Regions from separate parts of the Mus musculus genome. Here region 1 is linked to region 2. A link is a contact called in ENCODE Hi-C or POLR2A ChIA-PET data. All regions are on one chromosome and are shown on one strand. The core of a region is the stretch at or near the end of the contact, and the rest is flanking DNA. Distances in the headings are between cores, read along the strand shown. Region 1 holds the start of Nr1h2 (nuclear receptor subfamily 1, group H, member 2). Region 2 holds the start of Atf5 (activating transcription factor 5).

Region 1 (3,987 bases), core at 171-2,670, 260 kb before region 2:
GGAGGATCAGTCTCCTGCCCCTCTTCCTTAATAGTGGGTGACGTGGCGGAGGTACTGGGCTGAGGAGAACCATTCCCTAGGAAAAGGAAGACAGGACAGTGAGCTTCTCCAACACTGTGGAAGGGGCTGGCTAGGGAAAGCCCGTCACTCACCAGGCACGGGAGTGTCCAGAGAACTTGTGGGGGAAGACATAGTGGGTCACGAAGCAGCCTGCTGAACATAGGGGAGCCAGCCAATTACAGGGCATAATAGGGGTGTCTCTTCTTCCAGTGCTCACGGACTCTTGAGACATGATCTCATACAGCTCAGGCTACCCGAACTATGTGGCTGAACAGCTTGAACCACCTCCAAAATCTTGGAACACACTACTCTAGGCTGTCCTGGGATCTTCCGCACTCCTGCCTCGGCCTCTCAAGTGCTGCCATTACAAGACTGTGCCACACCTCAGTGTTTTTAACTTCTATATTGAGCCCCCACTCCCAGCCCTAGTTCCTAATAAACATCACACACTTTAACATGCCCAACCCGGCCCACTGCTCCTTCCACCTCTCTACGAATCATGACCTCAGAGAGCCCAACAACTCTATTCCTCTTCTGTGAGCACCAACTGTGCTCTTATCATGGGAGATCCTAACTTTGCCCCGCCTCTCCCATCAGGGCGCAACCATTACCCTTCTACCATAGGCTCCTTCAAGGCTTTAACGCACCCCAATACAGACCCCAGACCCTACCCATCCCATCAAGTCCCTGGCCCCACCCCTTCCCACTCTGGAGCAGAAACCCAAATTCCGCCCCGTTCCTCCTAGGCTCCGCCCCTCTCATTCCCCCAAAGCCAATTATAGGTCTTCACTGTGCCACGCCCTCCATGCCTCTGCCCCTCCCAATCCCCCCCAACAGTGGTCTAGGCCCCGCCCCAAGAATCAAAAGCCTTTAATCACAGACTATCTACAGCAGGCCTTCTGCCCATCTGTGTCCCGCCCCCGCCCACCAACCATAGGCTTTCCCTACGCCCCGCCCCGTAGAGTCACGCCCACCTTGTTCCAGGCCCCGCCCCTCTCCGTGCACCAGGGGGAGGCGGGGCTCATGACTGCACCGGCGATCGGGAGGGGGGTCGCAGGGGGTCTCCGACTCTGTTGCCCTGGAAACGGCCGTGGGAGGCGAGAGCTGCGAGGAAAGTGAGGGAAGGATGCGCGCGCTAAGCGGGACCCACGGCGATCCGCGTACCGGGCTCAGTCCCACCTGCCCGGCCGCCCGGCGCACTTGCCTCTGTGTCCGCACCGGTGATTGTGCCTCCACAGCACTTTGGAAGTAACTTCAGAAGCCTGGGAGTAGCTCGAAGCAACAGCGCTTGCTGAGCGAAAAGCAAAAGTAACTTCGCCACTTCTTCCGGCAACCCCGCTGCGCGTCACTTCCGGAAGTAGGCGGACCGGGAAAGGTGACAGACTTCCGGTCTGCCAGGGCGCCACCGACTGTGAGGCCTCGGCCGGAAGTGGCACACCGGAAGTTTATTTCTTCTGGTAGTTCCCCTCTGGGACTCAGAAAAAAGTTCCGGAAAGTTCTTTCGTTTCTTTTCGCAGGTGGCTAACGAAGCAGGTTTTAACCTTTTTGAGTAGTTTAAAGTTCTCTACTTTTGTAGCGGTGCTGCATGGCTGCTTTTTAAAAAAATTTTTGTCTTGATTTTGAGACAGGATCTCTTATTTCAAGGGTGGCCTTAAACTTCTGAGCCTGTTGCCTTTACCTCCCCATTATTGCGGTAGCAGCTCCTCTTCCAGCCCTGTATGTTGGTTCTAAATATTTTAAATTTGGAGATGGCAAGATGGTTACAGGATGGTTTTAAGCCTAAAAAGCTTAAAGGCTTTTCATACCTTAAACTTCTCCAGCTCAGGGCTTGGGCTGCCCTTCCCTTTATAATCCAGCCGATTTGGTTACTGGGTCCTTTACTCTCCTGGCTCGCCTCTCTCTCCTTCTCCTTCTCCTCCTCCTCACATGTCCTGATTCTGGATCTTGTTCACTTTGGACTCTCTTGATGTCCCCGCCTCGGGAACTTTTTTTTTTTTTTTTAAGATTTATTTATTTATGTATATGTGAGTACACTGTAGCTGTCTTTAGACACACCAGAAGAGGGCATCAGATCTCATTACGGATGGTTGTGAGCCACAATGTGGTTGCTGGGATTTGAACTCAGGACCTTCAGAAAAGCAATTGGTGCTCTTAACTGCTGAGCCATCTCTCCAGCCCAGGAACTTTTTTATACAAGAATTTATTTTTGCATTCAGCTTCATAATAGGAAGAAGTAAATATAAAAAAGGCAAATTGGGTGCAGACCCATGCCTGCAATAAGCAAACAGACCCAGGCAAGGCAAGAGGATTGCTTTTAGTTGGAAGCCAAATTGAGCTAGGAAGTGAGACCTGGCCATCAGCTAAATGTGAATAAACAAGTAGCCTCAACCCCTCTCCCATAAAAGTAATAATACCAGCTTTTTCACAAAAGATTGAAATACTTGTGTGAATCTCAGATGGAAAACATTCAGAGATTGTTTCTCCGCACTCCCCACTTATGGACAGTTGGGAATCTTTATTAAGCACAAATTCTTGCTTTTACTTAACTTTTGTTGCTGTTGTTCTTGGTTTTGTTTTGTTTTGTTTTTTGTTGTTGTTGTTTTGGTTTTGTTTTGTTTAGGTTTGGTTTTTTCGAGACAGCGTTTCTCTGTATAGTCCTGGCTGTCCTGGAACTCACTTTGTAGACCAGGCTGGCCTCGGACTCAGAAATCCGCCTGCCTCTGCCTCCCAAGTGCTGGGATTAAAGGCGTGCGCCACCACCGCCCGGCCACTGTTGTTCTTGTTGATTTGTTTGTTTTGCAAGGCAGGGTTTCTTTGTGTAGCCATGGCTGTCCTAGAACTGCTTCTGTAGACCAGGCTGGCCTTCATCTCCTAAGAGAGTTGGCCAAGGCCTCTGCCTCCCATGTGCTAGGATTAGAAGTGCATACCACCACTACCTGGTTTAACCCCCACCCCCTTTTAAAAGCATGGTCTCGCCATTCTAGCTGTCCTAGAACTCTATGTACACCAGGTTGGCTTCCAGGTCAGAGATAGATCCTCCTGCCTCTGCCTCATGAGTACTGGGATTAAAAGTGCCATGCTATGATAATCTAACAAATTCTTACAAAGTTGAGGCTGGAGCCTACGTTACCTCAGTCATGCAACAAAATTGGTCCTGAGACCCAGCCACTAACCCATGCTTTTTTTCAGAAATAAGTGATAGGTCTCAAAACAAACAAACAAAAGCCAAAGCCTGGACGGATAGCTGAGGTGCATATTAATATGTGGACTCGGCGCCAGTCCCTCTCAGTATCACCAATACCTGTTAGTGTATAGTTACCCCTACCCTCAGCCTTTTCCCCAAGATTCTCATTCCCACATAATCCAGTTGTTTTGGCTACATGTCCCTTAGCTCTCTTGGTCCTCTTTGTGTCCTGGTTCCCCCATCCTCCCTCTCTCACCCCTGACCCCATGGCCCGGTTTATTCTGTTGGCCCAGTTCAGTCTGGACTCTTACAAATGCCTCCGGATGGTCTCTTCCCTATATCTACAATAAACCTCCTCTGCCATAACTGGGACCTGTCATGCGCTCACTGTTTTTCATTAAGCATGTATTTATACACTTATATATGTATGTGTGTTTATGTTTACATTTAATATACATTATATTAGTAAATTGTCACATACTGTTTGAATTCACTGAGATGCTGGCCCTGGAAGCAGGGTTGCTCCCCACTCCAAACCTAAACATATGACTTAGTGTCCTCTAGGACACTGAGGTTATCTGAGGTTGGACTGGTTCCCGAGGCCCTCTGAGCCCGGGGGGGGGGGGGGGCGGCGGATAGCACCTCCTCAAAGCAAATGACCCAACCACTTTTATCCCTGTGTGCGTGAATGAGTGTACTGAGAAGTCTGGAATCTTGGTTTTTAAAAGAACATAGAACTATTA
Region 2 (4,297 bases), core at 148-2,647:
CCTATGTCTTCTCTCCTTTCCTTGCTTGTTCAGTTATTATTGGTGATAGAGACTTGTGTAGACTAGGCTGGCCTTGGACCTGCTTTGTAGTCCGTGGCTGAGGACAACCTTAAACATCTGACTCTCCCAGAGTGCTAGGACTATTCACCACTCTCTCTCCTCCCTTTCCTGCACGTGTGTGTGTGTGTGTGTGTGTGTGTGTGTGTGTGTATGACTCGCTCCATCTTTATTTGTTCTCCTTTTCCATTTCTGAGATGTTTGAGAATTACGTTCTTGCTATGCTGCCTAGGCTGGCCTGACCTCAAGAGGCTGAGAAGCCCCTTGAACAGGGGGAGCTGAGGGCATGTGCCACCAGGCGCAGTCTGGGACAACCATCTGTTACATAGTCAAAAGAGACTGTGCCCCAGGATCTCTGAGATGGAGCCCCCTTCCACCTTATCATGGCTCCTTCTCCCCATCCCTCAGCCCTCAGTTCAGATGTCATCTACTTAGAGGGGCTGACTTCTCAACTATGTCTTTCATCACTGTCCACTAAGCTTTGGTCTCCCACTTCTGTCTCCTGATGCACCCATGAGCTTAGGGATCCCTTGCTCGGAACCCTGCAGACCTAGAACAGTGTTGGGCACACTGCAGGCCCTCAGTACTGATCTTGTGAAGGAATAAATTCTTCCTTTTCTGTCCACCCCCACCCCCAGCTCAACCCACCTCTCTTCTTAACCTGTTCTTACCTGCCAGGGGCTCTCCCCCCCCTGGAAGCCCGCCCTCCAGGGCACCCCCAAGGACCTCATAGGGGCCCAGGGGGGCAGGGGCCAGGGGGAGTTTCCCATAGTCTACGAGCCAGCCCAGCCCGCTAGCTGGGAGCAGGGCCCTGTCCAGCTCCAGTCCCAGGGTCGCCAGGAGTGACATGGCTGTGACACAGGCACAGGGCAGCGACGGCAATGGAGGCTGCACCAACAATTGGGAGGCAGCGTGGAAGATTGTTCAGCTGGGTGAAGACAGGCACCAAGGCGAAGGTGGAGGACCTGTGAGGACAAGGGGACGTGGGTGGGATTGAGTCAAAGCGGCTTGACCCACAGGCTACACAGTTTCCTTCTTTCCGAAAATTTCAGCGCTCCACACATTCCCAGGGACATTATTGGAAACTCCCCTGCCCCATCTCCTCCCTCAACACAGAAACCTAGTGTTTTCCCAGGGGAATTACCTCTAGTCCCTCCTACCCACCTCATCTTATTCCTCTTCATAAAAATTTCAATCCCAAGGGAATTTCCTTCTAGCCGTGCCCCTTCCGCATCATTAGACTATACCCCCTTTAATCCACAGGGGTTCCCAGAATAATTCTGCATGCCTGGGCCCTTCATCAGTGTCACACACACAGATCCCGCTCTTCCCTTAAAAATTTTGGTGACTTCTAAAGATTCTACGGGAAGCTCCGCCCACCCTTCTGTCTGTCACAGTCAGTTCCCGTCCCCCACTAGCAAGTCCCTAGAGGCCCCGCCCCTGTAGTGCTAGTGCTAACTCTTTCTTAAAGGTGTTCCTAAAGCCTTTCCTGTCAGTTTAAGCCAGTCCCCGCCCCAGCAGGTGTCTGATTGGAGGGAAGTTGGGCCTGAGTCGGAGCCTCAAGCAAAACCCCACCCTTCCTCGCTGCTGGCTCGACTAGCGACGAGGCGCAAGCTCAGTCCCAGGACCCGATCCATTGTTACGCCACTACCCTCCTGGGGGACCAGTGCGCGTGTTTAGCCAATGACCGGCCGCCCGCCGTAGTTCAGGCCGGGGGTGGAGGGGTGGGGGGGTGGGGGAATAAGACAATGCGCATGCGCAACAGGTTGTGGGGTTGTCTCCTTGGAGGAAAAGGGGCAGAGGGTCTGTGAATTAGCGCGCAGGCGCAACGGCGCGCGAGCCGACCTTAAAAGCCCCCAAATTCTCCGGAAGCACGCCCTCCTCCTCCCCGCCCCTCGCAACTCGAGCCTAGTGCGCTTGCTCAGCGGATGCGCCGGCCGCCAGCTTCCCTCTTCTGCGCCTGCGCGACCGTGGTTCCTCACTTCGTCTCCCCCGCCCCCACCACGAGGCTGACCCGTGAAGCCCCGCGAGCTCTGAAAGGGCGGGAAAGGCAGTTGGCGAGGGAGGGGCGAGCGGTTACTCACTCCATGGCGGCGAAAAGGCGAGGAGGCAACGGCGGCGGCGGCCTCGGCTGAAGAGACGGTGTGAGCGGAGAGTGAAGGCGCGGTGAGCGCGGAGACGGGGGCGGGGGACACGACGGGGTCGCGGCTACAGAGCCATTGCGCGGGCGGAGGCGGCGTGGCGGGAGCGTTAAGGGAGACTGTGCTGAGAGGGTTGAAAATGAGGCGGCCCCGGGGCCTGGGGACAAATATACCGGGGGCGGCGCAGCGCGGGCTTGCCTGGATCCCTCCGCGCCCCGCCCTCGCGCGGCCCCGACGGGGCGGTGGCGACCCCGGGCCCGCCATGTCGCCCTGACCCTCCACTCTCTGCTTCAGGCTGGGGGCCCGGGCTCGGTCTCCTGAATCGGTCAGATCCGATGTGTCTTTCACACCCGAAACCAGCTCGTCTCGTTCTCTCTCCCTGCTTCACGAATTTGCCACCCGAGACCTCGTGGGTTAAGCCCATCGCCGAATGGCGCAAGCTAGCTTAGGCTTCATAGAGGAGTTCCAGGCAGCAACCGCGAGATAACGCTTCCCAAGTACTTGTAGAGCGCTGTATACGCGCACAGATATATCAGCTATGGAAAGTAGGCCACGAAGTCCTAACCACGAGACTCTTCAACATATTTTTGTTTGTTTTGTTTTAACATTTATTGTGGTGGTCAGAGGAGAGCTAGCAGGAGTTGGTTCTCTGACCATGTGAGTCCCAGGGACGGAACTCGGGTCAAACTATTTGGCAGCCTTTACCCACTGCTCAGTCATTGTATTTTCTTTTAGAAAAAAACCCTGACTTCACCTCTTTTACTCTCCCTACCCCAGATTCTTAGCCATATGATCGTTCTGTGTGTCCCACCTCCAAGGTTTCTGTTTCCAGCCATCCCTGCCGACCTCTAAGGTTTTGCCCTTGCTCTGACTTTCTTGCAGTCCTTGCTCTCTTGCTGACCCCACTAGATAATTATTTCTTGATCCTGTCCAAAATAGGACATTTATATTCCATTTAGTAAAAGAGTCCCTCTTGTCCTTCACCGGGGATGATGCGTGAACCCTGTTTTCTACCCCATGTTCATGTACATGGCTGGCATTCCATGTGAAAGTCAGTCAGTGTGTCATATTTGTAGCAGCTGAGAGACTGAATGGTTGGAGATAGAGCTCAAGAATGCTCGTCTGTTTTTAACACCAGAACCTTAGTCTCTGTCCAAGCACCACATGGATTGGGCTTGACTTGCCTGTATTCTCAGGATTTGGGAGATGGGAGAAAAGAAATCATGAGTTCAGGGTCATACTGACTGGCCTCAATGTGTTTTAAAAAGAAAAAGTCCAGAGGCCAGGCTTGATATCTCACCTACTTAGGAGGCTAAGACAGGAGTATTGAAAGTCAAGGTCAGGGCTGGAGCTGCTTTGAGATGGCTCTGGTGGTGATCTCTAAACTCAACCCTCCTGAGTTCCATCCTCAGGACCCACTTGGTAGAAGGACAAAAGCAACTCTAGACGGTTGTCCTCTGACCTCCACCACCTGTAGTGACAGGTCTACATACTGAGTAAGGGGAGGAAAAAAGCTCAAGGCTTGCCTTGACTAGAAAGTGAGTTCTTGGCTGTCTAGAGAACTTAACAAAGATCCTGATTTTAAAAAAATATGTAATGGGCTGGGGTTGGAGGTTGGTGGCAGAGTGTTGGCCAGAATACTGCTTTCCAGACTCTGGTGTCCATCCCTGGTACTGTAAAAGATTCAGAGCAGGTGGGGAATACTGATTTTGAAAGTTACAAGTCCTTGAGATAATTCCCCTTGGAATGGGCACTCTTTTTTTTTTTTTAGATTTTATTTATGTAAGTACACAGGTTCTCTTCAGACACACCAGAAGAGGGCATCAGATTCCATTGCAGATGGTTGTGAGCCACCATGTGGTTGCTCTGGAAAAGCAGTCAGTGCTCTGTAACACTGAGCCATCAGAGTGTGAATTCTTATCTTCTGCCAGTGTTTGAGCACAGGCGTGATTTGATGTGTTTAGACTCCAGCCCTCCCTTGCCAGCTATGGGCTTTGTTAAGTCCATGTGGAGTCTGCTACGAATACAGAAATGGGATGGACCCAGAGCTTCATGAACTGCATGCTAAATGGACATTCTACCACCTGAGCTGCATCCCT

Evidence for each region. Hi-C counts contacts between places; a loop is a spot of excess contacts on that map. ChIA-PET counts read pairs that join two places held with the same protein, here RNA polymerase II (POLR2A).
Region 1: a map of T-helper 2 cell shows a loop between it and region 2 (2.2-fold over the local background). The contact joins the promoter of Nr1h2 here to the promoter of Atf5 in region 2. A Hi-C loop is called at or near these places in 1 of 37 maps with a recorded cell type or tissue (T-helper 2 cell). POLR2A ChIA-PET finds 5 or more read pairs at or near these places in 2 of 5 experiments (Patski and embryonic stem cell).

Annotation. Positions count from the first base shown.
Region 1 is chr7:44,552,545-44,556,531 of GRCm38, forward strand. Nr1h2 (nuclear receptor subfamily 1, group H, member 2) reads right to left here and starts at 1,421. Exons shown (of 10, transcript NM_001285517.1): 1 at 1,265-1,421; 2 at 1,035-1,164; 3 at 153-210; 4 at 1-76. The coding sequence starts at 192.
Region 2 is chr7:44,814,261-44,818,557 of GRCm38, forward strand. Atf5 (activating transcription factor 5) reads right to left here and starts at 1,398. Exons shown (of 3, transcript NM_030693.2): 1 at 1,222-1,398; 2 at 729-1,022. The coding sequence starts at 906. Nup62 (nucleoporin 62) reads left to right here and starts at 1,828. Exons shown (of 2, transcript NM_053074.2): 1 at 1,828-2,223. Il4i1b (interleukin 4 induced 1B) reads left to right here and starts at 2,110. Exons shown (of 9, transcript NM_001171024.1): 1 at 2,110-2,223.